Regions from separate parts of the Homo sapiens genome. Here region 2 is linked to region 1. A link is a loop called in an ENCODE intact Hi-C map of the cell type or tissue named here. Cell type or tissue: dorsolateral prefrontal cortex. All regions are shown on one strand. Links, peaks and the distances in the headings refer to the core of each region. The heading gives the core; the rest is flanking DNA.

Region 1 (16,333 bases), core at 5,390-10,389:
GTTTTTTTTTGTTTTGTTTTTTTTGACAGGGTCTTGCCCAGGTTGCAGTGCAGTTGTGCATCCATGGCTTACTACAGCCTCAACCTCTCAGGCCCAAGTGATCCTCATGCCTCGGCCTCCTAGCTGGGACTACAGGCATACACCACCACATCTGGCTAATTTTGTATTTTTTTTTGTAGAGATAGGGTTTCTCCATGTTGCCAAGGCTGGTCTTGAATTCCTGGGCTCAGGAGATCCATCCACCTCATCCTCCCGAAGTGCCGGGATTATAGGCATGAGCCATGGCATCTGGCCATGCGTACCTGTCTTGACTGAAATGTAAGCTCCATGAGGGTGGATATCTCCTGTTTTGTTTTTTGTCATGTCTCCAGCAACTGCAACGGTGCATAGCACCTACCAAGTGCTCAGCTGTGAGTGAATGAAGGCAACGAGAGAGATTAGTAGTCAAAGAGCATAGGGAATAAAGGGATGCAGCAATGCCAGAAGTAAGGCTACAGCGCAGGTCCAAACAAGAAAGGAGGAGGTCCTGAGCATGGGCTGTGGAAGAATAGACAAAACTGTAGACACAGAACCTAGTCTCTTCTGAGAAGGGGATGTGGTAGGAAGTGTTCTCAAACCTACTTGGCTGTGGAACGCTTTTGGGTGCAAGTATCTTTTATGTCTGTAATTCAACAGAATCCACCTTGGGAAACCCAGGATTCGATGTTCTCTGATGGTTTCTTTTCCCTCCAAAACTAAAGTTTGATGAGCCCAAGTCAGAATCATAGCAATTTGGGACATTAGGCTACATAGTCTCTTGGTTACATAGTAGCCACCATTATGGAAACCCATATGCTATGTGGGCATCCCACCTCAAAGACAAAGACTGGCCAGAAGTGGTGGCTCATGCCTGTAATTCCAGCATTTTGGGAGGCTGAGACAGGAGGATCGGCCAGGAGTTTGAAACCAGCCCGGGCAACATAGTGAAACCCTATCTCTACAGAAAAAAAAAAAAAAAAGTAATTGTAAAACATAGCCAGGCATGGTTGCACGTCTATGGTCCCAGCTACTTGGGAAGCTGAGGCAGGAGGATCACTTGAGCCCAGGAGGTTGAGGCTACAGTGAGCTATGATGGTACCACTGCACTGCTGCCTCAGTGACAGAGTGGGAACCCATCTCAAAAAAAAAAAAAAAGACAAGGACTAAAATTGCTCTATCAGTTTTAGAATCCTCTCAGTCTCCAGTGACAGAGAGCCTGACTGGCATGACAAAGACATCCCCAATTGTCTCATGTAACAGGAAATCTGGGAGAAAGCAGCCCAGATGCAGTGATAATCTAGTCTCAGGGATCCAACTAGCTTCTGTCCAATTTTCTTTTTTTGATAACTCAGGTTTGCAAACCGGCTGCTACTGCTCCGGGCATTGTATCATTGTAACAGTGTGCTACACTAGAAGAAAAGGGTGGGCAAAAAGCTTTCTCCTCAAAAAATAACTTTTATGCCTTTTTATCTGAGAAATTAAAAAGTCAGCTGGATATGGTTGCTCACACCTGTAATCCCAGCACTTTGGGATGCCAAGGCAAGGAGGTGCTCAGGAGTTTGAGACCAGCCTGGGTAACATGGCAAAAACCCCGTCTCTACTAAAAATACAAAAATTAGCCTGGTATGGTGGCACACATATGTAGTCTCAGCTACTCAGAAGGCTGAGGTGAGAGGATTCTTTAAGCCCGGGAGATGCAGGTTGCACAGTGAACTGAGATCACACCACTGCACTCCTGCCTGTGTGATAGAGTGAGACCCTGTCTCAAAATAATAATAAAAAAAAAAAGAAACAGAAAAAGAAGTCTTTCCCAGAAACTGCCAAGGGACTCAGCAGCCAGTGTCATGTAGCCACTTAGAGCTGCACAAAAGGCTGGCAAAAGGAAATGGGACTACTACAACTGGCCTAGACCTCCCTAAGCCATCCCCTAGGGCTGAAAAAGAGCCCTTATTCCCTAAGGTCAAGGGATCTCCACCCCTACCTCAACAAAATAGGGGAGACTTCATGAGAAAGAAGTGGGGGTAATGATAGGCTGTATGGGTCTCTGAGTCATAGCTCCCATGTGTCTAATGACTTTAATGGCCACCAGTAGCTCCTGATGGTCCATGAGATGCACATCACCCACCAGCCTTGACTGGCAGTGGCACCTGGAAGCACGGTGTTGGGAAGTGTCTACAAATGAAGCATTTGTAGGATCCAAGGAAGGAAGTGCTGTGCTTTATAGCAATGGCTGCAGTGCACATGGCATAGGGGACTCACAAGCAGCTGAGTGCTCTGTGTGACCATTCTTTTCTTTCTTTCCTCACAGAATAGTCCCCACCCTGTGACAGGTGAGCTTCAGTTCATCCTAGTCTAATGGCAATTCCTATTTTCTTCCCCAACAAAACTAGTCCCCACACCGTCTCTGCTTCTGCTGCTGGGTATCTGAATGTCATCTGCTCATATTGAGGAGGAAAGGATGAAGCCCCGGAGAGGCATCGGCAGGTGGAATCCCACATTCCTCCTGACATCTGATTGAAGCACAAGTAAAACAAGCCTAATGCTGTCCTCACCAAGTTCTAAAGATGACAAACTGTACTATATACACAACCCTTGAATCAGAACTTGAGATAAATCGATTTGGAAACTTTGTACCTGAAAAATTGTCTCAACCTAAGAGCACCAGTATGTCTGCATCATTTTTAGTATCTATTTTTACAAACCACTTTTCAGAGGCACTATAGCAATAAGTCTAAAGTGTTCCATTTCCAAATCTGAGCATTTTTATGCAAACTTTTCATCTTCCTGGGGCATACGAGTCCAAGAAAAGCATTTCATTTATTGAAAGGTCTGCATTGCAAAGCTTTGCCCTGCTAGAATGCAGGCTCTATGACAGTGGGACTTTTGCCTGGTCTGTTCATTCAGTATCCTCAGCACCTAAGCCACTGCCTTATCTAAAGCGTTCCATAACTACTTTTCAGATTAATGTCACAGGATGTCCATTCCTCCTGTGCTATGTGATGTGTCCTCTACCACTTTCCCCTTGAAAATTAAGGTCTTGATGGAGCATCCTTTGACATCAGTGGCATGCCCCAGATGAGAAACAGGGCTATGTAGAAGGCAGGCAGGTTGAGTCAAAGCCATCTATTCAGTGTTAGGTGAAAGACTCAGGAGACAGAGCATGCAGCACAGGCACTGGTTATAGGTCCATAGGAACAGCTTTCTTCATAAGGAGCCATGCTGTGCCAGGAAGTCACTTAATAACAGCAAACACTTATATAAGTGCCAGGCCCGGTTGAAAGTGCTTTATTTACATTACCTGGCTTAATCCTCACAACAAGTCTATCAGGGAGATGCTGTTACTGTCACATCCTTTAACAGATAAGAAAACCGAGGCACCAAGTTAAATCGGCTGCTTGACGACTATCACACACACAGCAGCAGAACCTAGTCTACAAAACTGTAGACACAGAACCTAGATTCCTGGCACCCTGGTTTAAGTATCTGTGTGCATGACGTCTTCATCACAAGGTGGCCACTTTGGCTTCCGGGACCTCAGCCTTCTCTTTGTCAAAGCCAGGAGAAAGCGGGGTAGGATGATCGATCAATGGCTTTCCAACCATCTCAGCTCTAGCACTGTTTTTCAAAATAAATCTTACATGACCGACCAAATTCATAAAAACACAAAAGAGGAAGGTGGTTTACCAGGGGTTTGGGATGGAAGGGTCGAACGGGGAGTGGTTATTCAAAGGGTATAGAGTTTGTTTTGCAAGTGGAATAGTTCTAGAGATCTGTTTCACAGCAATGTGAATATGCTTTACTGAACTGTACAACTAAAAGTGGTTAAGATGGTAAATTTTACCTTCTATGTTCTTTATCACAAGAAAAAGAAGAAATTTTACCTGGCAGCTCGATAAGAAAAACAGGGGCAGGGCTGCCTGATTTAGCGCAAGCAGGGGCCCAAGATCCTAGCCTCTTGGCTTTTCCCAGATCCTTTCACCACCTCCACAAGAGCAGCCCCTAAGGCGGTTCCTCAGAGTACACGTTTAAAACCACAACACAGGACAACCTCTAAATTCTTTTTATGGTGATTCCAAAGCCTCAGATCAGATCATGCCTTCAAAAATCTCAATCTCAAAAACCCGCGGGGCCCCTCCATGCATAGATCATTTATAACTCCCCATCATGGTTCTTGAGATCTTCCACAATGTGGCCCCAGCTTAAGTGACCCCCTGAATCCTCCACTCCAGTCACATCTGACTCCACTCTTCGGCTTACTGGGTCAGGCACTGGCACGCCAGACATCACGATGTCCAATTTCCTGCTCCCGTTGCCTGCTAAATCCCATTTCCCTAGACTCTCCTATTCCCCTGTACTCAGAAATTATCACAACTGTCTCTTGAGCCTCTGTTCATTGCCTGTCTCATCCTCATTTGTGAAACAAAGGTGGTGCACTCAACTGGTACCCCAGCTCCAAAGGCTCTTTTGATTCCTACCTTAGCTATGGGTGAGACTTGATCTTCATCTCACTGTCACTCTGACAAGCTGCCCAATTCCCCTACCCTCTGTCTGTCCTGAGGGTTTTACAAGTACCCGGGACTCTCGGATGGAAGAGTTGGTGGGGAACAGTTGGGAAGAGACTCAGGTACAGAGGAGCTGTTGGTGATACCTCCTGCCATGGTTCTGACCCCAAGGAACAGGGAGAAAGTGGATACTAGGGAAGACAACCTCAGCCATGATCAGCCTGTAGGAAGGAGCACCACAGAAGGTAAATGGGAACACAGAGTCTCATTTTGTTGCCCAGGCTGGAGTGCAATGGTGCAAACTCGGCTCACTGCAACCTGCCTCCCAGGTTCAAGCGATTCTCCTGCCTCAGCCTCCCAAGTAGCTGGGATTACAGGGCATCACCGCACTAATTTTTGTAATTTTAGTAGAGTTGGGGTTTCACCATGTTGCCCATGCGGGTCTCAAACTCCTGGCCTCAAGCAATCTGCCTGCCCCGGCTTTCCAAAGTGCTGGGATTACAGGCATGAGCCACTGTGCCCTGGCACACGTTTTTAAGAAATAATCCTGACTAAAGCACAGAACAATTCTTATCTTTGTCTGTGAAGCTCCTTGCATCTTCCTGGAGTCCTGCAGTGACTGATGTTTCCATCATGTGTTCGCTCCACCAGCAGCCACAGTTGCCTGCCACTCACTACAGCACCCCCATCGCATACTCTGACCCAGCCCACGTAGAGTTGGCCGGAAGAGGGTACAGAATAGGAAAATAAGGCATCTGAAAGGGAAATGCATGCTTCCTAGTTTAGATCTGCATCAACTCCTTTGCCCAATACAGGAAATTATTTGGCTACCCAAACACAGTAACCCATTTCTCTTTGTTTGGGAACATGGTGATTATATACACAGGAGAGGGAGTAAATAAGATAAAGGACATAATGTGAGCTAGATTTTTCATTTGGTGAGCAGAATGAAAATCATTTGAACATATCCCTATGGAAAAAATAATCAATTTTTCATAGACTTGCTATAGGTTTCATAAAATATATTGCACACATATTTTTAAAGTAAGAAAGTGGCTTTTTAATGATACTTAAAATATACAACATGGCAAGATTTAAAATGTGTTGGAGGCTTGAAGTTTGGTACTGCCTGCTAAAATATAGATGATATGGATAAGCCTGTCTTCTTGGGATAAATGTGAGAACTAGTTTATCTTATTATAAAGCTAATAGGAAGGAACTTGGTATTCAGGCAGTTGAGTAATTGGTATAAATCCTCCCAAGATAGTACATCCCCTAAACTTCTACCATTTAGCGGTTGCCTATTGGTCTGTGTGCATTAAATAACTACTCTTAACCCAGAGGCTAGCAAAATATTGTTCACGTAGAAAAAGTCAACCAAAAGCGGAGTAAGCATGGTCGCCACCAATAGAAGTATGAACACCACTCGTTCAACAGATACTTCCCAAGCAGTGCTCTAGGGCGAGAATATAGACACACAATCAAGGTGGTCTGGGTTTTCAATCCCTCTTCCAGGCAGACTAGCTCAGCTTTTATGAGCAACTGGCTCGATTTTCTACAGCGATGGGCAAGCTTTTCACAGGAACACATCTCCATTGAAAGTGAAAGTAGTGAAAGTCCATGCCCCATAGCTTTGTCCAGCCTCTTACAAGCATTTAACGCAGATCTACAGGGCACAGGTAAGAACATAGAGGACAAACGCAACTGGAGAAACAGACATCTTCAAAGCCACTGCTGGTGGGTCGTCAGGGCCCTCCCTGTCCACAGAGCACAGGCTGCCCATTTGTCACAGTTATAAAAATATCAAGGTTTTTTCTCCACTCTCTGCCAAATAGGGATGTGCCTGGCATGTAAATAGCACTTCGTATATATGAATGAATGGGTGGATTAAAGAGAGAGACAATAAAGATTTTTAAAATGTACTTGCAGCAGATCCAATAGATGAAGAGCCAAGTTTACCAGAAAAATCACTCAGGTTTGCTATTCTTTGTTACACAATAAGTTAAATACTATTTCACTCTTTTGTGTCTAGCACCTTGCTTCAAGGAGCTATGATGACATTAAACATCACTGACTTCAGAGAATTTAGAGTCTAGCTGAGAAGACAAGTAACATGCCAAACTTATGATACCAAAGGTCAAAGAATGAGGAGTTTGCAGAAGGAAAGGTCACTTCGGACCAAGTTGGCTGAGAGGACTTCTGGGAGCCTTAAGAAGGACTTTAACAAGGGCATGGAAATATGGTAGGCTTTGAGTTACTAAAGGGTCACAGGCGGCATTTCACAGAGGTAGAAAAACAGAAACTAAGAGAAGCAGAAATAAGCATAGAGTTGGCCCGATAGCAATGACAGACCGCACCTGTCCTAATCCAGAGCTGTAGGAAATAGAGCTCTTATAGGGTGGGACCTTCAAGTGGAAGAAAGGATAACAAGCTGCCTGTGAAGTTGATTTGTTACATCGGGGAGGCATTCTAGGATCTTGAGTATGAGCGACAGGGAGTTCCTTCAGCATGATGAGAATTCACTGTAGGATTCCTTTCAAAAGCATGCTCCCCCTGACATTGAGTTAATGATTTCATTTGCACTCAGCTTTTCAATATCCCATCTCAGTCGTTCCCAATTTATGGACCACAGAGTTATGGCAGAGGTCTCTGAAGTCATATAAGCACTGCCTAGAGAGCAAGGAAGAACTCGCTCCCATACAGTGCCACTATTTTGTTCCAATAGACGTAGATACTGTGTGAGACATAAAATGCAAATGCATTCAAAAGCAACAGTAACCTGAGTTGCCTCAGGCACAAGCCTATGGCTACATATGAAGTCACTTCATCAATAACCCAAATGTCACTGGCTCCAATCTTCCCTGCTGCTCAAGCAGGACCTCAGCCTCCAGTAAAATGCCCTCTCCGGCATCTCTAGGAGTTCCCAGGGATTTTGCACTCATCCCTGCAAACAATCCCGTCCTCACCAGACAGCCACTGGGTGGCGCTGTGTCTGCACGACTTCATCACACACTCCCAGACCTGGGACCCCAGCTTGGCTAAAGTTACAGGATGGTTTACTTGGCGTAATAGGCAGAAACTCCTCATTCCTCTTCTGAGCTATTACTCCCAAGTAATATTTGTGCTACAATATATTACTGAGGATTTTTTTTTTTTTTAGAAAAATAGCTCCCCCAGTTTTTACTTACAACCCCTCAGCCATAAATGAAAACGGTTTTTCAACATGAATCCAGTGGAGATGGGTCAGGAAGAAAAATACCAGGGACAGATCAATCCCATGCTATGCTCCCAATCGCCCCTCCCATAATCTGCTGTTAAAATTTGCATCCTCTTTCACCTAGCAAATTAAACTAAGTGAGCAAGGAAACAAAGTGTAGGAGGATTTTCACTGCAGATTATTTGCAAGAGTGAAAAACAAGAAACAACAGAAACATCTCCTGGTACAGAAATGGTTAAAATAACTCCAGAATATAGGCAGCTGTTAAGAACAATGAGGTTGGCTTGTAAATATTGCTACAGAAGATCTCTAAGATGCATTGTTAAATGGAACAAGCAAATCAGAAGACATTAGGTTTCGTGTGGCCCAATTTTTTTTTTTTTTTTTTTTTTTTTGAGACGCAGCCTCACTCTGTCACCCAGGCTGGACTGCAGTGGTGAAATCTCAGCTCCCTGCAACCTCCGCCTCCCAGGTTCCAGTGATTCTCCTGCCTCAGCCTCCCAAGTAGCTGGGATTACAGGCACGCACCACCATGCCCAGATAATTTGTGTATTTTTAGTAGAGACGGGGTTACCCCATGTTGACCAGGCTGGTCTCGAACTCCCGACCTCAGGTGATCTGCCCGCCTCGGGCTCCCAAAGTGCTGGGATTACAGGCATGAGCCACTGCACCTGGCCTAGTGTGGCCCCATTTTTAAAAATCGGTGAGGTAGATATACATAGCTACGTGTTCATGTCCAGAACAAAACCTACCGAAGTATTGACAACCTTTCTCCTTTCTTCCCCATCCCTAAAGAGAAGTGTTTCCTTACCACTTGGATCCCTCAAGAAGTGATTTGGGAGATAATAATAACAAGTGTTAGAGTCCTGGACTGGCCAGATGGTTTTACACGTAACAACATGAAAGAGGAGCTAGTGGATGAAGGGTAGCGTCTAGCTAGGAGGTAGAGAAAAAGAGGTACCTAAGAGCGTTTACAAGGAGAGGAAATGGAGATCTTGGAGCAACTGCCACAAGACTCGGCCCAGGGAAGAGAAAGCTGGGTAAAGTAGGGTTTAAGTAAATTTTGCTGTGTCATGCACCGTGTGATCCTTTCAGAGTCCGCAAGTAAATCTATAACAAAGATCTAGAACACCCACAGAGGTCTTGTGATCAGATTTGTGTTTCTTTTGCATGTTTCTGTGCTGCCCATTAAGTGAGAGCAAGAAGCCTAGCTTAACATTGCAAATGGATAAAAAATGCAAGGAAGGCTGGGCGTGGTGGCTCATGCCTGTAATCTCAGCACTTTGGGAGGCTGAGGTGGGTTGATCATCTGAGGTCAAGAGTTCAATATCAGCCTGACCAACATCGTGAATGAAACCCCATTCCTACTAAAAATACAAAATTTGCGGGGCATGGTGGTGCATGCCGCTGATCCCAGCTACTTAGGAGGCTGAGGCAGGAGAATCGCTTGAATCCGGACGGCAAAGGTTGCAGTGAGCCGAGATTGCGCCACTGCACTCCAGCCTGGGCGACAGAGAAAGACTCAGTCTCAAAACAAAACAAAACAAAAAAATGCAAGGAGGGCGGCCTAAGATACTGCCCAAGTGATCACACCTCTGCAAAATTAGGTATAGTGGGCTTTGCTACAATGAACATATATTGCATTTGTAATTTTAATAGGCACAGATTTTACTTACACTCAGGACCAGGAGTAGGGTGGGTGAGATAAATTTAACAAGACCCTCACTCTCAGGGTCTTGCCCACTCAGAGGAGGCATATGACCACCCCTGTAAGGAAGTGCCTCCTCAAATTTTGCACCCTGGCCACCCTGCTTGCTCCATGGTAGTCCTGGCCCTGCCTCCCCTCTTCTTGTGACCTATCACAGTCCTGGATCTCATTTAACTTCAATCTGGGACACCATCCCCTACACACATTATACACAGTACTTTGTCATTTCAAAAACACTTTCATACGCATATTTCACTGGCTATTCACAATAATCTCTGAGGATGACAAGACTGGTATTATAATTTCCATTCTACAGATGAAAGACCAGAAATCCCAAGGTCACACTGCTGGCAAGTGGCATCAAACTCAGCCCAGTTCAGCTGACTCCAATGCCTCTATCTCCTAGAGTTTTCTGATGCCAGGGACAAAACATAAAAAATAAAACTTATATTCTCTTATGTGTCTGAATGGGTGAATCTCTGAAGTGAAACAAGCCCAAAACCCAAATATTCACCTCTCCCATCAAATAAGGACCTGCATCTTCCCTCCCCACCCTCCCCTTGGAAACTATAGGATACAGAAGCCCACAGGTGATAAAGTTCTAGCCCCAACGGCTGCCTCACTAGGTAGGCTAGGTAGGCGCAGCCCCTCTGAATTTTTAATTAACTGCAGCCTTTCTAGGGGGCTTACTAAGCAGGGCCTGGCGGCTGAATGGCACCAGGTGTGAACCACAGGAACTCTTTGGGAGTTGGGGTGGGGCATCTGCCCAGGAGACATTAGTCTAAGAGAATCTCCTAGAGTCAGACAATCCCAGCAGGAACTCATGCAGCTAATTGCGGTCAGCATCTCTAGCTTTTCCCCTGGAATGACAGCAAAGAAATACTGTAGCAGCTAGCCCAGAGTCAGCCAGGTGGCCTGCTGCCCAGCAGTTTGCTTAGGGAGTTATCAGACCCTGAAGTACCCTGTGTCCATCCCGCTATGTTTTAGGGTATTAGCAAGATCCCAACATTGCATTTCATAAAAGTGAATATCCCTCCCCCTGCCCTCTGCAGAGTTTATTTTGGTTGTAAAAGAATACATGCTTATTCTCATAGATTTGGAAACTATTGAAAATTATATAGAAAATACTTAACCAAAAATACTACACAGAAATAATTGCTGTTAATTTATCAGTGTGTTATCGTCTATGTTTTGCTTTTCACTAAATAGGATTCACACTACATATTTCGGTTTTTAGTTTAGATTCATGGGGTACATGTGCAGGTTTGTTATGTGGGTATATTGCATGAGACTGAGGTTTGGGCTTCTAATGATCTTGTTGCCCAGGCAGTGAGCATAATACCAGCTGGTACTTTTTTAGAAACTGAAATTGAAATATTAAATCAGCAAAACACTCAATTTCCAATTTTTTTTTCTTAAAATCTAAATCATGCTTGGCAGAATTCATCCTGTTCTTGTTTACCTGATTCCCTAAAAAGAGTACAGATCCCTTTCCCTCTAGCCTGGTTCTTAGGTACACTATTTTTTATTGTATTTTATTTATTTAGTTATTAGACAAGCCTCTGCCTCCCTCTTCTGTTGAAAAGGGGAATAACTTGCAGCCAACACAAATTCTAAATTTGAGAAAACATTAAAACGAAACTCTATCCTGGGATGTTTATATAAGCTGTGCAAAGTGGCCGTAAAGAGGGTCTGGTATTACAGTACTATCCATATAACACTCAAATTAATACTTCCCAGAAAAAGTAAACTTTAAATCAGATAAGATCAGATCAGGATAAATTGTACACCCACCTGAGTAGCTGAACAAAATCAATGAAGTGATTCTTTGGTCACTGGACTAAGAGATTCAAGATTGATTTTTCCCCCTTTTAGTAAAATATGAAACTCCCTTGTAACTTGAAGTATTATTGGAGTCCTGTATCTTATGAGGATTTATGTGGCAAAGGCATAGCAATTTATCTAAAAACTTTCTTTCAACAGCTATACAGATGGCTGAATTTGCATGATCTCATCAGGCAGTGATTTCTAAAAGCATTAACCTCAGAAATAGGGGGGAAGAAAAGGTTTCCTGCTAAGTACCAGGGTTCTCAATCACAAAATTAAGTATTCCTTTGCAAACTCAGTTATATCCTAATCAGTTATGACCTCTTGCAATATTCAGTGGTCTGCAGGGAATTTTGAGTTTCTAAGGGGCTTTCTGCTGTCCTGGAAGCACTCTGTAATAAGATTGCTTTATAGGAAGTTTTTCTTTTTGACAGAGCTGCTTATGCACCGTGGAGTATTGTTGTAAAGACTTAGCCTGGCTCATCTTATCCATGAGTGGTTGCTGCCTTCGGATCATCTGATGTGTATACTGTGCTTCTCCTCTTACTGAGGGTTGCCAATATTAAGCACTGACCTTGTATTAGGCCCTCTGCATATATGTGCATGCTAACAATTAAACATCATTATCCTCATTTCTGAGGTAAATAAACCGAGGATTAAATGTAACTTACCTGAGATGGTGATCGTTCACAAGGCAGTGCTGAGAAGCAGACCCAGACAGTGAGAAGGAGAAGAGAAAAAAAAAAAAAAAAAAAAGTCTGTGCTCTTTTTAAAAGAGGAGTAGAGGAGCTCTACTCCTCTTTTAAAGGCTCTCCCTCACCTGGCAGGAAGGCACACCTGAGACCACTCCTTCCGTGGTGATGAGAATCACCTGCGAAGCTTGCTCAGCACAGCTTCCCACCCCCACCCCTCTCCCTCGCCCCAGAGATTCTGAATCAGTGGGTCTACACTGGGCCCAGAAATTGTCTTGTTAACAAATGATCCAGGTGATACTTATCATCAGGCAACTGTGGGAATGGTCTTAGACCACGAGTCACCAGCGTAAAGGGCTAGAGAGTATTTTTCTGTTGTCAGAGAGTTGAGTTCAGTACTCAACCTGGTAGTAGTGCCACACGAGCAGCCAGAGATCATTTGCAAATGAATAGGCATGATTGTTATCCAATATTTTACTTATAAAAACAGGTGGCTCCCAGGCGCAGTGGCTCACGCCTGTAATCCCAACACTTTGGGAGGCCGAGGCAGGCGGATCACGAGGTCAGGAGATTGAGACCATCCTGGCTAACATGGTGAAACTTCGTCTCTACTAAAAGTACAAAAATTAGCTGAGTGTGGTGGCACACGCCTGTAATCCCAGCTACTCAGGAGGCTGAGGCAGGAGAATCGCTTGAACCAGGGAGTCAGAGGCTGCAGTGAGCCGAGGTCACACTGCACACCAGCCTGGTGACAGAGTGAGGCAAGACTCCGTCTAAAAAAAAAAAAAAAAAAAAAACACCAGGTGGCTGGCTGTAGTTTGCTGACCCCTATCTTAGACCATTCATAATACCTTTTTAATACCATTTTTTTTTTGAGACAGAGTTTTGCTCTTGTTGCCCAGGCTGGAGTGCAGTGGTACAATCTCAGCTCACTGCAACCTTTGCCTCCCGGGTTCAAGCGATTCTCCTGTCTCAGCCTCCCAAGTAGCTGGGATTATAGGCGCCCGCAACCATGCCTGGCTAATTTTATATACATATATATATATATTTAGTAGAGGAGGGGTTTCACCACGTTAGCTGGGCTAGTTTCAAACTCCCGACTTCAGGTGATCTGTCCGCCTCGGCCTCCCAAAGTGCTAGGATTACAGGCATGAGCCACCACGCCCGGCCCATAATACCATTTTTAAAAAGCCTTTAATGCTCACTAGTGGTCAACTCACTAAGGTTGTGTCTTAACAGGCAACTGACTTACAAGGGCATCTTCCAAACGCCATGAAACATCACTCATGTTGAAGGATAAAGTCAGAGCTATATCTTCCCTCCCTCTTCAAGAAGCAGCACTTTTAATGTCAGATGGAGGTTGCTGATCTCCTCTGTCTACATAACTACAAGACACAGGGAGAAGACTTGGTAGGTCCAGCACAGACAGGTAAGCAAAGCTTGCAACTTGTCATATTGGTGAATGTGTTAGGCAGAATTCTAAGATGGCCTCCAAGATTGGCATATCCCGGTGTAGACACACTTCTTCAAATTATTTAACCACACTGATTTAGGTGCTACTCTGAAAGGATTTTACAGATGTAATTAAGGTCCCAAATCAGTTGACCTTAAGGTAGAGCAATTATCCTCATAGGCTTGATGGAATCAACGGAGCCCTTGAAACCTGAGTTAGGGGTCAGAGACAGGCCAGTCAGAGAGAATCACAGTGGAAGGAGGGGCCAAAGTAGAGGGGAGAGTGTCCATTGCTGGCTTAGAGATGAAGGGGTCTGTGGGGCAAGGAAGGTGGGTGGCTTCTAGGAACTGAGAGCACCCCAGCTGACAGCCAGCAAGAAACGGCTTCTAGTCCTGCAACCATAAGGAAATGAGTTCTGCCAACAGCTACTGAGCTTGGAAGAAGATTCCAAGCCCCAGATGAGATCCAGAGCCCTGGCCAATACCTTGACATCAGCCCAGTGAGTCACGGAGCACAGCAGAAAATTCAGCCACACCATGCCTATTCTTCTGACCTATAAAAATTGTGAGCTCATAAATTTTTATTGCAGTAAACTGCTACATTTCTGATACATAGCAACGGAAAACTAATACAGAGAGGCCTAGAGCTTTGATGTCTGAATTACTGCTGGTGATAATTAAGTTCAACAATTTCTGGTTTTAAGCGAAAATGGAAGTGTCCCCCTTAAAGCCATATTCATTCGTTGGACGTGGATTCTCACGTAACTCCAGCCGGAGTGCAAGCCCTCCTCTTACGAATGTGACTGTCAAGATGCAGACTGTGATACTTGCAAGCTTATTTCAATACACTTGTGATATGCAAAGACTCAAACCAAATCTCGGGATGAATGGATGAGAGAGTATGAAAAGATAAAAAAGGAGTTTACATCTTGGACAAGATACAGATATTTGAAAAATTAACTTTTAGGAAGTATGATAATTGAAATATAAGAAGACTGTACCAGAGCTCAGAAAACAGGGCAGTTAATTCTGAACAAGAGTTCCAGCTTACATGATAAGGACACAGTATAAACATAATAGAAACATACAGTATTTTAAAGGACTACGATGAAGCTTCAAGTGGAAAATGGTGGGGATTACAGGGAGCTTTGAACTATGCTCTTTACACAATGAACCACCCAGGGCCCCTCAAGCTACTCCTGCATCCCAGGATTTAGTAGCTCTGACCACCATGTAATCTTTTGGGGTACCTATTATTGTGTTTTTTCTGGGTTTTTTTGTTTGTTTGTTTGTTTGTTTGTTTTTTGAGACAGAGTCTCGCTCTGTCGCCCAGGCTGGAGTGCAGTGGCACGATCTCAGCTCTTTGCAAGCTCCGCCTCCTGGGTTCATGCCATTCTTCCGCCTCAGCCTCCCGAGTAGCTGGGACGACAGGAGCCCGCCACCACACCCGGCTAATTTTTTGTATTTTTTAGTAGAGACAGGGTTTCACCGTGTTAGCCAGGATGGTCTCGATCTCCTGACCTCATGATCCACCCGCCTCAGCCTCCCAAAGTGCTGGGATTACAGGCATGAGCCACAGCACCTGGCTGCTTTTTTTTTTTTTTAACTCTCTCATGAAGATGGCTGATGTTCAGTTGAGTCCAGAAAAGCATTTGATTTGCCTGTTGTTGTCTGGGGATGCCCTTACTGAATGCATGAGAAGTCATTCAACATCAAAGATCATTCAGCCATAGACGTGAGAGCCACTGTCACCTTATATAATTACAATAGCCAGTGTCCCCTTAAAATTTTCCCCAGAGCAAAATAACAGAGATGGGGAAGGCTGGAGGAATGTAGGAACATGGGCTTAATATGGAGGAGTTTCTATTGGCACCCGCTCCCAAGCAGCCTTTTAACAGAGATGTTTAATTGATCTTTATTGAGCAGCACCTTCCCTTCTGCTTATAAAAGAAATGACCACTCTTCCCCCTGTTTTTTTCTGAAGAAGTTAATAGCTCAGTTTTCTTTTTTTCTTTTTTTTTTGCTCTGTCTCCCAGGCTGGAGTGCAATGGCGTGATCTTGGCTTACTACAAGCTCCGCCTCCCGGGTTCATGCCATTCTCCTGCCTCAGCCTCCCAAGTAGCTGGGACTACAGGCGCCCGCCACCACGACTGGCTAATTTTTTTTTTTTTTTTTTTTTTTTTTTTTTTTTTTTTTTTTTAGCAGAGACAGGGTTTCACCGTATTAACCATGATGCTCTCGATCTCCTGAGCTCGTGATCCGCCTGCCTCGGCCTCCCAAAGTGCTGGGATTACAGGCGTGAGCCACTGCGCCTGGCCTCAGTTTTCTCTTACAGCAGAGATTTTTAATGACCGGGAGGCTATCATAAACAGAGGTTATTGTCCAAAATAGAAGCCACATCATAATCAGCCCTCACCGTTGAGACTGGTTCGCTTGCATCTGTTGATTTTCGGAGGGGCTTTTCCCAGCTCACAATTGCATTGTTCCTGCCACTCAGGGTCTGCTGTTCAATTAACAAATGCCTTCAGCAAAGTAATTTATAGGCTTTTGCCAAAGACCCTTGAGGATGCTGTAATGTGTATTGATTTGAGCCCATCATGCAGTGGCTCCCGGACGAGGCCTGAGCGCTGGACCCTAATCGTTTGCACACTTTGCACAAGAATATTTTGTGGGTATAAACAGGATCATTTCATACTTCCAGGATTCAGTGTAAATAGAGCTGCTGCTTGGTAGCTATGAAGAGTGGTTAAGAGCAAAAGTAATACTTTCCAAGTTACTTTAGTTCATTTTTAAATAAATAAAGGGCTTTATTGGTATTAGCATTAGTTCTTGAAATAACCTTCAAAGAAAACAAACAGGTATTAAAATGTCCATTTTACAGCTAGAAAATTGTGAATTCAGTGTTCCTTCTAGTAGA
Region 2 (16,333 bases), core at 5,781-10,780, 51 kb after region 1:
GGCGTGCTGGCACACACCTGTAATCCCAGCTACTCAGGAGGCTGAGGCAGGAGAATTGCTTGAACTCGGGAGGTGGAGATTGCAGTGAGCCAAGATTGTGCCACAGCACTCTAGCCTGGGCAACAGAGCAAGACTCTGTCTCAAAAAAAAAAAAAAAAAATATATATATATATATATATATTGCTGTCACTTAAGCATGTTTGAGCTAGAGTGCTGGAGATAAGTGTCCCAGCCAACAGCCAGCACCAACTGCCAGATATGTGAAACCACTGTAGACCATCTGGCTCCAAATGAATAACCAGATGACGACTTCAGTAGAATGAGGCATCCCAAGACCAGCAGAAGAACCCCCTAGCTGAGCTCAGCCCAACCTGCTGACCCAAAAAACTACGAGCAAGTGAATGGTGGTTGTTTTCAGTCACTTAAGTTTTAAGGTGTTCTATGATGCAGAAACAAATAACTGACACAATTTAAAACTATGTCTGCAACATATTAAATGCTATATAAGTACCTGTTAATACATCTATCTTTTTAAAAATTTTTATTTTAAATTTTTCTGGGTACATAGTAGGTGTACATATTTATGGGAATAAATTCATCTTTTTATTCCCAGCACTTTGCATAAGGTACATATCGACTCTCAAAAATGATTATGAGTGAATTTTTGTCTAGGAAAGGTTCGTGTTTGACTTCAGTTTCTGCTTTGGAAAATAAGCAGCCAAAATTATTTTTCACTGGCAACCAAAGGAGACAAATGGAAGAATAGCTGACATTACTCTGCAATTTTTTTAAAAAAAGGTACAATGTGTAATAACCCTCTCTTTCCCTTTGCTCAAGTATATCCTCTTTTATTCTTACACTTCTACGGGTGGAATTCATTAAAATTACAGCAAATAAAGGCAGTGTGAGAGGCCCCCTGAGGGCACATCTGTAATTCTTGTTAAAGTTAATGAGAGTCTAGTACACAGCTTCAAGCAAAAGAGAGGCCAAAGGGGGAAACAAATATGGGGAAAAGACTTTGAGCCTGAATTCCAGGCCCCACTATTCGAAGTGGTAGGTTTCACGGCTGACATTGAAAATAAACATTCAACGGCTACCCTCTTTTGATATTCCACTGCCTCAGGCTCCCAATGTGAGGCTCCAATCAGAGAGGTGGAGCAACAAAAAGCACATTTAACTTAACAGAAAAAAATTGAAAGCAGGAAGAATTAAGCATCCGTATTTACAGTTCCTCTCCCTGCAATTTACCCATCCTATCATGAAAGTAGAAGATATCACAAAGCAATAATGTCATAAAAGTGAGAAATTAAAGACTAAATTGTCATGCAACAAATATTTATGCACTACCCATGGGAGAGTGTCTCTAGTATGGGGCTGGGGGGAGAAAAAAAGATTAAGGGAAATTAACTGCTTCCAATCTACAGAGAGATGGCTCCGGAGGGAATCACAATTATACGTAGGAAGTGCTGTAACAGCCAAGGGCTGCAAAGGCAGAGAAGCCAGATAAGGAATTCAGCAGCGGCAAGGTTGACAGGTTTCAGGGGAGGGGACAAGGCATGGTTCCAACAGATGAGAAGAAAGGGCATCTGGCAGACAGCTGCATCTGCAAAGGCACAAAGGCTTCCGGCAAGTCTGCTGACTTAACTGGAGCACTGGCTTCCTGGCTGGGGTGGCTGGAAGACCTACAGGGCCGGGGCTGTGGAGTGCCCTGCTGGGAACTGGACTGGATCCTTGAGCAATGAGGAGTAATCCACAACAAAATGCGGTCTGTGTTTTAGAAAAATAATTACAGCACACAGAGGAGAGACTGGGGGGTGAAGAAACTGGGAACGCACAGACCTGCTGGAAAGCTCTTATGAAGAACTTTCTACGGTTCCAGTATCTAATATGGCCACAGTAGTCTTGATGACCAAAATCATTTTTTTCCATCTTTAGGAAGCTACATGGGAACAACCAGATCACACAGCCCTGAAGCTACTGTGCATGTGAATGAACCTGTCTTCTGCTTCATTCCTGAAAGCTGCACCTCTGTTTTGGATTCTATATTGTGTTTGTGTATTTACATTTTGATTCATAGTAATGTCTCATGCTATGGGTTTGCACTGAACGCAAACTGTAAATTAAAAAAAGGAAATGGCTGGAAACAAACAAAAAAAAAGCTTTCTAGGTCAAAAGAACTAGGGCCTGTACCAAGGTGCCGGCACCGAGGAGCTTCAAGCATGGGCGGCAAACTCTAAGCCAGCATGTCCCCGCACCACTCACATAAATGAGTAGGACGGGCCGGTGTGGAAGGTGCAAACAAGCTCTCTCACATTTTAAACGTGGAGGACTAGTCTGAAAAAGAGGCTCTCCCTTTTTTTTTTCCTGAAACATATGGCTATCCCTGTCAAAGTTTCTTTTTCCCATTTTCACAGGCACATGGATTATGGAATAAGAAACCAGATCTCTAAGTATCTTCCAAGAGCCCAATATTGGCTCAAGTTGTGTTTTTAAACATGGGTGACCCCGTCAAGCACCACTGTGGGCTGGATCTAGCCCCTGCTCCCCAGTGAGCAATCAATCCCTGGAGTTAACACCAAATTTCAGAGGTGACCAGGTCTGTTGTTTGAATGGGTTGAGGGCCGAGGTAGGAGAAGGGGCCAAGGCAGACTGAGAGGCTATGTGGGCTATGGATGGGCATGGAACCAGCTGGAAATCCCAGGGCTGCAAAGATTTAAGGAGAAAGTCCAAGTGGGAACCAGGGAAAGAGCCGCACTTCCCAACATCTTGGTGGAGCACGAAGATGTCAACAGGCATTCTGGGAAAGTGGTTCCATGGCCAGAGAAACTTAGGAAAGCTGCATTCACAGAGCTAGGCAGACCTCCTCACTCCTGACTTCCTGAAGCCTCTCAACAGCTCACCGACCACGTAAATGAGGAACCCCAGGAGGTCAGACAGGAACGCAGTGTTCCCCCATGACTGAAAAACCCTTCCTATTGTGGGGATGAGAGTTCCAGACAGTCCCCTCGGAGACACGCTGCTCAGGGACACACCGGGACTTTCCAAGGTACTGGAGGAGGGGAACATGGCAGAGGTACACCTTCAGCCAGGGACACCCATCCCACGAAGGTGGTAAGGCTCAGAAGGGAACGCAAGAAAGTCACAGGAGATGAGCAGGCAGTGAAGAAACATCACTCCACAGTCAGGCCCCTCTGAAAGGATGTGTCAGATACACAGGGAATGAGAAAGAAGAGTATGTGAAGAGAAGCCTACCAAATGCAACCCTATGTAGGCCTCTCCTTACTGCCTGGTTTTGTCAACAAAAAATTAATTTTAAATTTGTACATGATTATGAAAATCTAGAATAAAAATATGAAGATCTGCCACCCCTCTTCCCACAAGAGGTGGCTACCCTAATGGTCTGCTGTGCATTCCTGAAGATCATTTTAGATATACACATGTACGTCTGTGTGCATATGCATGTATACATGTATGTGTGTCTATGTGTAAATATGTATGTATATATAACTCTTGTAGTTTTGTTTTTGTTTTTGTTTGAGACAGGGTCTCACTCTGTCACCCAGGCTGGAGTGCAGTGGTCCAATCTCAGCTTACTGCAGCCTTGACCTCCTGGGATCAAGCGATCCTCCCGCCTCAGCTTCCCAAGCAGCTGGCACTACAGGCATGTACCACCACACCCGGCTAATTTTTTATTATTATTATTATTTGTAGAGACGAGGTCTCACTATGTTGCCCAGGCTGGTCTCAAACTCCTTGGGGTCAAACAATTCTCCCACCTTGGCCTCCCAAAGTGCTAGGATTACAAGCATCAGCCACTGTCCCTGGCCTTGTTGTAGTTTTTAAAGACTAATAGATTTGTCTTTTCCTACACTTGCTCTTGCTCCTTTTGGTCTGATGACATAACACAGTCATCTTCCCATGTCTGCTAAGAGACCCGCTTCATCCTTCTCAATGCAGTCATTCCATATTACCCACAGATCCTCATTGTTTTCATCAGACCCCTACTGATGGGCACAACTGCATATTTCCACCATTACATCTTACATTGGACTTGCTGGTCCCTAATTTTGTGCACACCACTGTACCCAGGCAGAGTGCTGGGGAAGGGTAAATCTGTAGACATCAAAATCCTTGGTCAAAGCCCATGTAAGTTTTGAATTATAATGAGCGCTGCAATCTTTGCTCCAAATTTGTCCAGATTTATACTCTCACCAAAAGTGCATGCCCTTGCTGGCACCAGATGTTATCAATCCTTTTAATGTATGCAGATGAAAGGCAAAACATATCTCATGGGTTTAATCTGCATTTCCTAAGGAACTAATGAAGGTGGCATCTTTCCATTTGTCTATGAGGCAGCTTGCATTTCTTCTGAGTTGTTTCCTCATACTGTTAGCAACCACCACACCCCCACTTTTATTTCCTTATCCTTTTTCATTCATCTGTGGGTTCTTGCCTAAATTAAGGATAGTAACCTTTATGTTTAATATACTACAAAATCTTTCTCATTCTGTCATTTTTGATTCTGTTTATGATGTCTTAAGCCATATAAAATTTTAAAATTTTCATGTAATTAAATACGTCATTCTTTTACTTTATAGCTTGAGTTGTATGTTTAAGGCCTTCTGCACTCCTGGACATAGACAGCAGCAGAGGTTCTGGAATGAGCCTTCCACCCCCATGTTCGTAGCCTGGCTGGTCCCACTTTCCAGCTGCATCCTTGTCCTATCTGTGCTTCTGCTGCATAGGCTCAATGTCTACTTCACAGGGTTGTGATGACAACAAAATGCATTCACATGTGTAAGGTGCCTAGGACTCTGCCTGCTTCATTTTATTTTAGGGTCTTCGCTAGACCCATCACGTGCCTCCTTCTCTTTCCTAAGGCCTGGTACCCACATAAGGTGATAAAGGTGACCTCAGATCCAGACATGGAATCTGTCACTTGGACATCCTTATATAATAAAATTAATATATATTATATACTTATATAATTAATTATATTACATAAGCTTATATAAGCACTGTGTGTCAGGAATATCATAATTGCTTTATATAACAATAACCACAAATAATGATATTAAGAGCTAACATGCAAGGAATGCTTCCTGTGTGCCAACCACTGTTTCTAGCACTTTATACAAATTAACCAGCACAAGAGTCCTCAATCCTTAATGTAAAAATGCTCTCAATCCTTATATTATATATTCTTGATTCAGAAGCATTTCCTTTTAATTCTCTTGACAATTTTAAGAAGTATGTATCATTACCTCCATTGTACAGATGAGAAAACTGTGGCTTAGAGCAGTTAGGTCATTTGCACGAGGTCACACGCACCACCGTGGCAAAATGGGGCTTCTAAGCCCAAGGTGCTAAACGGCCCACGTGGGCTCAACATGGGGTCAGTCAGCACAGTGTGGGTGACTGGGCTATGGAATCAACTTGGAGGCTTCGATGGTTGTCTTATCTAGTCCCAGAATTCCCTGCCAAGGTCACTGGCAGGGCTGGTGAAACCCCCAGCAAACAACCTGGAACTATGTTAAGGAGCTGGTTTACGAGTCAGGGGGCATGGAAGTGGGGAGGGGGTGCATCTTCTCAGAGACAAAAATGAGGAGCAAAGGTGGTGGTAAATTGCAAATTCTAATTCTAGGTATTCCTCTTTAAAAGTGGCCACCTCCCATGGGGCCATGTTGCTCAACTATTTCCATAGTTCCAAAGAAAAGAAGAATTTCCTGAAAATCTAAGTGAGTTCAGGCACAGCCTGGGAGTCTCCAGCTATAAACAGAGGAGAGACAGAGTACAGCCTCCTCTCTACTCCAGTAACAAGGTCCCACAGAACACCAAGTGCCTGGGATGACGCTTTCCAGGCAGGCAACTGAGGGGGTGGTGGGAGTTCCTAGAAAGAGGTTTATTCTTAAAAGGACTGGAAGTCCTGGGTCAAGGCAGTTCAGAAATGAGTGAAGAGCTCTGGGTGTGAAGGATGACCAGATTCCCCAGGAGATGACCTGCCCAGGAGATGACCTGCCTGCCACATTAGTTTGGCAGGCTGCCTTCTGGGAGAGGCCCAGGTTTAGTGCTTGGAGTTAAAGGACCTAGGCGTGGCGGGGGGGGATTCAGGAGAGTCCCAGAATTCCTTCTATGCTTTCTTATTTTGTTCCTGATGCCCTTAATTTTTTTCCCAGTGGTATCACCGTTCTTTCTGTCCTCTAACATCATGTCTACACATCTCCTGAGAAATGTATAGAGCTAAAAGCTAATAGAAAAATTGGTCTCCCGTCCACTATACCCACCAAGTGCTTTTACTCACATTCAGGTTCTCAGCACTTTTTAGGGAGCCAGGGAAGATGATTTATTCTTCTCGGTCTTCCAGGAGCCTAGAACAAGGCTAGTGTACAGAGCAGGTCCTCAGGAGCCATTTTATGGATGGATGGACGGTTGGATGGATGGACAGATGGATAGATGGATGGGTGGGTGGGTGGATGGGTGGGTGGGAGAATGGATGAGTGGATGGATGGATGGATGGACAAGTGGGTAGATAGATGGGCGGATAGGTGGAAGGGTGAATGGACAGATGAGTGGGTGGGCGGGTGGATGAATGAGTGGATGGATGGATGGATGGATAGATAGATGGGTAGATAGGTGGAAGGGTGAATGAATAGATGGGTGGGTGATGGATGGATAGATGGATGGGTGGGTGTGTAGGTAGATGGATAGATAGGTGGGTGTGTGGATGGGTGGGTGAATGGATGGATGGGTGGGCAGATGGATGGATGGATGGATGGATAGATGGATGGATGGAAGATTGATGGATGAGTGGATGGGTAGGTGAGTGGATGGATGAATGGATGGATGGATGAATGGGTGGACAGATGGATGTCTGGATGAGTGGATGGGTGAATGAATGGGCGGGTGGATAGATGGGTGGATGGGTGAATGGGTAGATGGGTGAATAGGTGGGTGGAAGGATGGGTGGGTAATGGATGGATAGATGGATGAGTGAGTGGGTAGATGGATGGATAGGTAGGCAGGTGGTAGATGAATAGATGGATGGGTGGGTCAATGGTGGATGGATGAGTGGATGAGTGGATGAATGTATAGATGAATGGGTAGACAGATGGATGAATGAATGAATGAGTGAATGAGTGGATGGATAGATGGGTAGGTGGGTGGATGGGTGGGTGAGTAGATGAATGAATGAATAAATAGGTGGACTAAACACGCCCTCACACACTTCCACGGACCTTCTTCCCAATCCCAGCATAAACCATGCCCTTCAAGCAGCCCATGTTCTGCTCCCCAAACACACTGTACACTCTTCCCTCAGTGCCTTTGCGGGGATGATTCTAACCTTTCTAAAAGTACTTCTGCCCTCTTCTCTGCCTAATTCCACTCATGACCAGGGCTCATAATAAGCTCATGCAAAAGCCCTCTCTTCACTCCAACCAAAGAGTATCCCCCTTTTCCAGGCTCATGCCACATTCTTTAGCCCTTGGCTATGAAATCTTTGGATACCTACTGCTGATCGTGCACTTTAAATGGCTTCAGTGAGCACAGGCAGGGTATCCTGGCCTCCAAACTCACACATCAAGGTCTAGTGTGGAAGCTTCCCCAGCACTGAGCCCCCAGCCTGCACTTGCTTCTCTGTTGCACAGAACCAGAGAACAGGCAGTAATGCAGAGTGTGTACCCCTTCCCTGAGATGGTGCCTGGGAAAGGAGCCCAAAGGCCAAGGCATCCCGCCAAGCCTAACTCCCCCTGGGCTTGCAGCTGGAGGAGGGCCACTGCATGTCAAGAGCTCACAGAAACAGGCAACAAGCATTGCAAGAACAAAGGTGACAGCAGCATGCCATCCAAAAAGTACACCAGCACTGCCCGCCCATGGGTGGTTATGGAGATGTGTTAGTTAAGTCTTGGCTAAAAAGTACAATCCTAAGTTAGGACAGAGGCATCGTTTTGTCGGTCCCATGTGGCCACTGAATTATCTGAGAGAGGGCAAATTTCCAACTTACCATCAAGCAGATATTTTTGTTACTATAGACTGAACCCCAAAGAGCAATGGCCACTAAGAAGGGGGTTCTCAGTTTGGTGAGTTTAAGCATTTATGTATATGTGTAGGCGCACATACATGTACACAGCAGGAAGTCTGGTCTTTGTATACCTGTAACCACCTTAAGGGAAAGGGAAAAGCAAATGAAGATACCACCTGTTACACTTCTCTGCATCCAAGGCACCGCACTAGGTGCTTCCCATCTGGCATTTTGGTGAAGGGCCTATTGTTGTGGATTGAATGGTGACCCTGAAAAGGTATGCGCATGTCCTAACCCCCAGAATCTGTGAATATGACCTATTTGGAAAAAAAGGACTTTGCAGATGTCATTATGTGAAGGATCTCGAGATGAGATGATCCTGGATTATCTGGACAGGCCCTAAATCCAAAGACCTCTCTTTTTAAGAGACAGAAGGGAAGACACGGCAGAAAGAAGGCCATGTGAAGACAGATGTGGAGGCTGGAGTGATGCAGCCACAAATCAAGGACCACCCTGAGCCACTAGAATCTAAAGGAGGCAAGGCATGGCTCTCTGGAGGGACCAAAACCCTGCTGACATTTTGATTTTGAACTTCTGGCCCCAGAAGAGTGAGAATCAGTTTTCTGATGTTTTGAGCCACTAAGTCTGTAGTACTTTGTTACACCAGCCCCAGGAAACTAATACAAGACCCAGACATTTTCTGCAGAATTCCCAGGTGCAGGGGCAGTGGTTAAGACATACTCATTAATCATTTGTTCATGGGAATATTTAAACTGGAGTCAGCCCATGCCAAAGCCAATTCCATTCACAGACTCTGGGATAACAGCATCTGTCTTATAATAAGGAAAGGAGTGAATTTTCTTAAAAAGGGAAATAACGCAGAAGAGGAGGACAGGAGTATTTGTCCCAAAGATCGCTAACAGGAGTCCTTAAATTGACACATTTCAGAAAGTACATTTGTTTTTTTCCCAGAAGATATACAAAGGAGGGAGTAGACGGGACCTACCCCAGGGAGTGAACTGAGATTCTTCCCCAGGGCGATGTCTTTGGTGTGAGAAACATCACCACCCACTGGGACACAGGTCCCAAAGCCTGAGAGCCCCAGGGTGAGGTACAGGAGGGAAGAACTCACCACCCACTCCCCTGCTCATGGGGCCCAGGACCACACACACTCACCAGTATTTTAATGTCTCAGAGAAAGGTGAATATGTCCACTTTTCAAAGGTACACAGTATATACACAGTTTTAAATTCACAAGAGGCAAAATAGGAGATAAAATCCATTGACTTACACGTAGAATCCTTGAGAATTATCAATAATCTCATAAATTGTTTGAGATTTGATGGAGCTAAGCTTCTCCATGGCCGCGGCACCTCCATTGTTTTTAATCCACTCCAGAACCAAGCCCATGACGTAGATGCTAAAATGAAGATTTTTAAAAAATCCGTTTAGCTCATCTTTGCAAAAGTAGAACTATATTCAAGCAAACTGCTGTTGAAGGTGCATTAAAACAGACTTAAACACATTATTTGAAATAGACAAGATAGTCAAATGCAGTGGCTCACGCCCGTAATCCCAACACTTTGGAAGGCCGAGGCCGAAGGATCGCTTGAAGCCAGGAGTTGGAAAGCAGCCTAGGCAACATAGCAAGACCCGTCTCCATAAAAATTGAAAAATTAGTTGGGTGTGATAGCATGTGCCTATAGTCCCAGCTACTTGGGAGGCAGAGCAGGGAGGAATGCTTGAGCCCAGGGGTTCGAGGCTGCAGTGAGCTATGATCACACCAATGCACTCTAGCCTGGGTGACAGAGCGAGATCCTGTCTCCAAAAAAAATAAAGAAAGAAAATACACAAGACAAAAGCAGGGCCCATGTGAACAAGAGCATGTCATCAAGCAAGGACTAGGGTCAACCCAATTCTAGATCCCTGAGGGCCATTCAGAAAAAGGTTTAATCAGATTTTTCACTAAACATCATATCAGTCCCTCCTTGTCCAGCTTAAGCCCTAATGTAAACTCTTCTTGAGAGCCAGAACACACTTCCTTATCTCCACCAGAAGGCATCAGCAGACCCCAATCCCACCCCTACCCAGAGCGAGCTCTTCACTTCCTGAACTCCCAGAGCGCCTTGCCCATATTACCTGCATAGTTTTTTTCCACTTGCTCTTTTAAGTTTCTGTGTGCCTGTTGTTTGGCCTCTGTGGTCTTGGAAGGCTAGAAGCCCACGCTGTTCATCTTTTCTACCCACATCCTTAGCACAGTGCCTTCCAGCCAGCAGAGAGCACTGTGGCCGAGGGGTTAAAAGGACGGGCTCCCCCTCCCAGTCCTGACTCCCATTGTAGGGCAGCCACTCACTAACAGACTACCCAGAATTAGTCACCTCGGTTTTCCCATCTGGAACCGGGAGATCCACCTACCTGTGGTGGACACCTGGCATTTTATCCACCCTGCTCTTCCCAACTCCACCCTCCAGCCAGTATGCAGGTCCAGCAAGGCCCCTTGGCTCCCTGGTCTCAGAGTTCGGCATAGGACCTAACTGGGCCAATCAGGGCCTTCCCTGAGATTTTCTGAATTGGGTGTGGGGAGAAAGAGTGGGGAGAGCAGAAAAAGCGGCAGAATATTAGTGCAACTGTGAGACAGGAGATGAGAGCCCTAGGGGATCATGTTTCTAGGAAACATCTGAAGAAGGCCCATCTGAAAATGAAGCCAACATTCCCGCTGAGAGAAGCCAGGATCAGAAGTGGAGAGCAGATGGAGGAGGATTTGTGTCCCTGGTTCCAGGAAGTCCAGCTGCACCTGGGCCCTTCCCGCAGCTCAGGACCATCCCTTTCTGAACCAAGTATTTCAACTTCTTCCTGCCAGACCAACGCTTAGCACAGGGCCTGGCACGTGGCAGGTGGGCCACACAAATGGCAGTCAGTAGTCCCTTCAAACTTAAGCTGAAAATATGAAACACTGAGGAGCGGTGCATGGTTTTCCCCAGTCTGAAAACCCCTCTCCTTAAGAAGGTGCTAAAGGCTCCACGTGTACTCAGTAAAAGCTCAGGGCACAGGAGGAGAGGTCGCCCAGGGAAGACACCATCTCCCTTGAGCTGGGAGTCTGGAGGTCAGCTGCCAACTATGCCCTCTCCAGAGGTGTGAATCAAAGATCCCCTATGGGAATTGTGCAAAAATTTACTGGGAGTCAATGCTCAGCTAAGATCTAGGGTGGGGATACCCAGCTGCTTCCTCCTTTATTAACAGGAGGGGACATTATGGGGTCTGGAAAATGCTCTAACAGCCAGCAGCTTGTCACAGGGAAGCCCCCTATACCAACTGGCTCATTCACTGTCTCAAGTGGGACCCAAGGCCTGGGTGCAGTGGCTCATGCCAGCTCATGTTGGCAAAAGCCAACACCGGGCTGCCCAGAGGGGCCTTAGGCAGGGAGCAGCCAGCAGCCACAAACATCCAACAACCTCTCCTGAAGCTTCCCCAGCCTACCTCCCCAGACAGCACTGGGAAGAAAGAGCAAGAGTGGCTGCTGGCAGAAAGGGAAGGCAGGGAGGAAGAGGAAACAGCCCCTGAGAATATCCACAGCCTCAGCGGTAGCTCTCTGGCTAACGTCCAAGAAGTCAGAGGGACAAAAGAGACAGAAGAGAGAAAGTAAGAGAAGGGAATGAGTACTTCCTGAAGTCTACTGTGGCCTCAGCCTATCTTTATTGATCACAATAATCCTCGGGTTAGAGCCACCGTCATCCCATTTTCCAGATGAGGAAACTGAGGCTCAGAGAGGTTAACTTTGCCTCAAGTCATCTGGCAAGCAGCTTAAAGCCAGGACTCCAACTCTAGCCTGTCTGACTCCAAGAATGCAAGCTCTTCCCACAAGTATGCAGGCCCTCTGCTTTGCCAGGGGCTGCAGGGCTCCAGCCACTAGCTCCCCTGCGAGTGGGACTGCAGAGCTATCACCACACACCAGTGACAGTGGCCAAGTCCAGCACACAGCACACATGCACGTGGGTGTGCATTCCAGACACGAGGCTGCCCAGCCCTCTGTTCATCAGATGCTCTGCAATTCCCACTTCACTTCCAACTGCTCCTCTCCCACACCTGCAGCCTGTTCACCCCCCACCTCCACACAGAACCACAGAAACACACCCTGCCATGTGATTGAATCCAAGCAGAGCCCAGGTCACCAACAATACTTCCAGGTGACCAAGCTTCCCTTTTGCCTGAAGCTCTGTGTTAGCCCAGGGTTTCAAAGCTGACATGGGCCCTTGCTGCACTGTGGATTTGGTTTGTCTAAATCCAAAGTGCAGCAAGGCCCATGTCAGGTCCACCGTCCTAGCCAGACCTCAGTACCGACGCCTGAACCCCTAGCTGACTGCTGTGCTCACACTCGCCGCCCATGATCTCTGGCTTTCTTAATGGGATCTGAGGAGGCAAGGCCAGCAGAAAGCTCACCCACTTTTAGGGGCTGCCTGGAGCCAGCACCCATAACTTGGCTCTATGAAGCCTAAACAAGAGGCAGACAACTCAGAAGCAAGCAAGCTGTCCTGAAGACTGAAGACATCCCTGGGATAGGAGGTCCTGCCTCCCCTCCCACCCAGCCCTCTGCAGAGCACTGATGTCTAGCCCCTGTGACTCTACTTAACACAAGATAGGAGGTCCTGCCTCCCCTCCCACCCAGCCCTCTGCAGAGCACTGATGTCTAGCCCCTGTGGCTCTACTTAACACAGGATAAGAGGTCCTGCCTCCCCTCCCACCCAGCCCTCTGCAGAGCACTGATGTCTAGCCCCTGTGACTCTACTTAACACAGGATAGGAGGTCCTGCCTCCCCTCCCACCCAGCCCTCTGCAGAGCACTGATGTCTAGCCCCTGTGGCTCTACTTAACACAGGACCCTCGTGGCTTCCAGTTCTTTATTAACTCATGTTTCAACTCCCATACCGTCTAAAATCTTGAAAACACAAGGGCTCTAAAACGCTTACACAGCTTATAGAGTGGTCTCAATTCTTCCCACTACCAGTGTGACATTTTTAAGACTTATGCCTTCATTTCTAAAATGCCACCTGCAAACACACAGGATAGGGTTCCTAACTCTGCCTATTAAATGATTAAATAAATCGAGGTATGTCCATTCTACAGGACACCATATATATTTTAAAACAAAAAAGGGCCAGGTGTGGTGGCTCATGCCTGTAATCCCAACACTTTGGACGGCCAGTGTGGGAGGACAGCTTGAGGCCAGGAGTTTGAGACCAGCCTGGACAACATATTGAGACCCTGTCGCCATAAATTTTTTTTTTAATGTAGCCAGGCATGGTGGCACTTGCCTGTAGTCCTAGCTACTTAGGAGGCTGAGGTGGGAGGATCACTTGAGCCTACGAGTTTGCGGTTTCTGAGAGCTATCATCACACTGCTGCACTCCAGCCTGCACAACAGAGCAAGACCCTGTCTCTAACAAAAATAAAATTTAAAAGTAAAAAATAAAAATAGGCATTTGAGCTGACATAGCAGAATGCCCATGGTATATTGTGGAGTGGAAAAATAGAATTCACAGAACAATTTGTATGGTAAAGTTCAAGTTCCATTTGCATGATTAAATATATGACTCTGTATATTTGCATATGCCCAGTTAAGAGTCTGTTAGGATACAAAGCAAGCAGTGAACAGTGGCTACCCTGGTGACTCTGCCCACCTGCAAGTCTTTGCTAAGAGTATGTTACTGTTTGTTTCTTTGTTTCTTTGTTTGTTTTTTGAGGCAGAGTTTTGCTGTCACCCCGGCTGGAGTGCAGTGGCACGATCTCAGCTCACTGCAACTTCCGCCTCCCAGGTTCAAGTGATCTCCCGCCTCAGCTTCCAGAGTAGCTGGGATTACAGGTGCACGCCACTACGCCCGGGTAATTTTTGTATTTTTAGTAGAGACAGGGTTTCACCATGTTGGCCAGGCTGGTCTCGAACTCCTGACCTCAGGTGATCTGCCCGCCTTGGCCTCCTGAAGTGCTGGGATTACAGGCGTGAGCCACCACACCCAGCCTAAGAGTATATCACTGTTATAAATTTTTTAAAGCAATACAAAATAGTCCCTGTGCACCAGGGCTTAGAAAAGGACACCAGAAAGTCCCCTGGAAAACTCTCCCTGGCTGTTCTAAGACTCCAGCTCTGCAGATGAGGTTCTGAAGTTGATGTTATGGCACAGTTTTCTCAGGAATCGGTGAATGTAGCCACTGAGTTGAGCACTTTTCCCAGAGGAAAGCTCCCAAAACTGGCTCCACTACACACCCCTCTGTGAATTCCAGGATTCCAGGCATCCCCATCCCACTGGGAGAAGGTAGTCTGGGACCAGTGAAGCCTTCCAAACAGGCCCACAAACTTAATTTGCATGCTCCCATTCTTTTATTTATTTATTATTATTATTATTTTTGAGATGGAGTTTTGCTCTTATTGCCCAGGCTGGAGTGCAATGGCACAATCTTGGCTCACTGCAACTTCTGCCCCCTGGATTCAAGTGATTCTCCTGCTTCAGCCTCCCGAGTAGCTTGGATTACAGGCATGTGCCACCATGCCTGGCTAATTTTTGTATTTTTAGTAGAGACGGGGTTTGTCCATGTTGGTCAGGGTGGTCTCGAACTCCCGACCTCAGGTGATCCACCTGCCTCGACCTCCCAAAGTGCTGGGATTACAGACATGAGCCACTGCGCCTGGCCTGTTCTCATTCTTTTAACAGGTGGCCTAAGATTAATGGTCTATTTGTTTTGTATTTTTATTAGTTACTTCACCTCATACTGCAGCTAAAACAAACGTATGCTTGTGTATTCAGTTAGTCATGGTAAGTAAAAAATATTTTGTGCAGTCAGAAGGGAAGTTTAGGGATCTTTTTCTCTATGCACTAATTGGGGTTAGTGTGTTCTACTGAAGGGTTAAAGAGAACAGCAGTGTGTTCTTTATTCCACTCTAGTTCATCACTCAGGGCTACGGAGCAACGATTTGAAGGCAGTTTTATCCAGCACAATTAAATCAAAGTTCCCAGGGCCTATGGTCATTAGACTCTGTGGGGAAAAAAAAAAAAAGGCGTCTTTTCAAAAGTGAGGCCTTTTCAAGAACTCTACTATGTGATACAAAGTTCTGAAGGGCTCCAGGTACCCCATCAGCCTCACATCACGGACTGGGGAGGGGATTTTGCACACATCTTGATGTCTCCATTTGCAGCTTGTTCTCATTGGGTGAGCAATGATTTTCTAACCTTGCATGGTTTTTGTTTTGTTTTTGTTTTTGTTTTTGTTTTTGTTTTCAGACAGTCTCACTCTGTCACCCAGGCTGGAGTGCACTGGCGTGATTTCGGCTCACTGCAACCTCTGCCTCCCAGGTTCAAGGGATTCTCCTGCCTCAGCCTCCTGAGTAGCTGGGACTACAGGCACCCGCCACCATGCCTGGCTAATTCTTGTATTTTTAGTAGAGACGGGGTTTCACCATGTTGGTCTGGCTGGTCTCGATTTCCTGACCTTGTGATCCACTCGCCTCGGCCTCCCAAAGTGCTGGGATTACAGGTGTGAGCCACCGCACCCGGCCGTGTTCATTCCTTTTTAAAAAAATGCTCTTCAAGGTAACCCTTGAAGAAGGTACCAGAGAGTGACTGTCTGCCCTGCCCCAAGCTGTACCCTGATCGCAACTTGCTGGCCTACAGGCTGTGGGACAGTTCAGGAACAGCACTCTTTCCCTGCCCCCTCCCACCTTCTCACTTCTGAAATGGGTGATGGTCTTGGGCTCCTCTGAAAGCCTCCTCTAGCTGCAAGGCAGGCCCTGGCCCCATCTCCAAACAGGTAAGGACAGCCTCCTGTACCTCTACCTGCCATGTGCAGCCTGACATCTCGGCCCCTTCCCCCGGAGGCCAGCACTTGAGGTCCCCAGCTGCACCCTCACCGCTCAGCCTGCCCAGTTCTTGTGTCCCAGTTGGCCAGTGACCACTGGTGCTTCCCCAGAGGTAAGACAGGCGAGTGGGAGGTAAGACTCAGCCCCACTCCCATCCCTACCATGCATTTTAGAAACATTTCAACCAAGGTAAAAGACAGTAGGGTTTAGAGGTGACCAGGAGAGTGCATCCCAGAACACTCCCCTGAGGAAAGTGGGAGACACAATGTGAGGAGCTGCTGCTCTGCATCGTGTGACCAAGCAGAAACCCAGCAGAATTTTCACCAGAATTCTAACATTGAAAAAAATTCCGGCGGTGGCTCACGCCTGTAATCCCAACACTCTGGGAGGCCGAGGCAGGTGGATCACCTGAGGTCAGGAGTTTGAGAGCAGCCTGGCCAACATGGTGGAACCCCGTCTCTACTAAAAA

What was found. Hi-C counts contacts between places; a loop is a spot of excess contacts. Peaks named below come from ENCODE experiments on the same cell type or tissue, not always from the same donor. Only the 100,000 strongest peaks of a DNase experiment are listed, where the experiment ranks them.
Region 2: it touches region 1 in a loop (2.3-fold over the local background); 6 of 110 quality-filtered maps call a loop at or near these places.

The regions. Positions count from the first base shown.
Region 1 is chr9:78,360,987-78,377,319 of GRCh38, reverse strand. The region is part of intron 1 of LOC107987083 (a long non-coding RNA gene); the gene reads right to left. Among named protein-coding and RNA genes, the nearest start is that of PSAT1, 72 kb to the right of the region's middle. In dorsolateral prefrontal cortex, for the core only: CTCF peaks have their summits at 7,302 and 7,503 (motif pointing right); a DNase peak (open chromatin) is centred at 7,509; H3K4me3 peaks cover 733 bases.
Region 2 is chr9:78,310,783-78,327,115 of GRCh38, reverse strand. PSAT1 (phosphoserine aminotransferase 1) reads right to left here. Exons shown (of 9, transcript NM_058179.4): 7 at 9,312-9,440. Among named protein-coding and RNA genes, the nearest start is that of PSAT1, 22 kb to the right of the region's middle. In dorsolateral prefrontal cortex, for the core only: no CTCF peak of the experiment used is centred there; a DNase peak (open chromatin) is centred at 7,755; H3K27ac peaks cover 1,784 bases.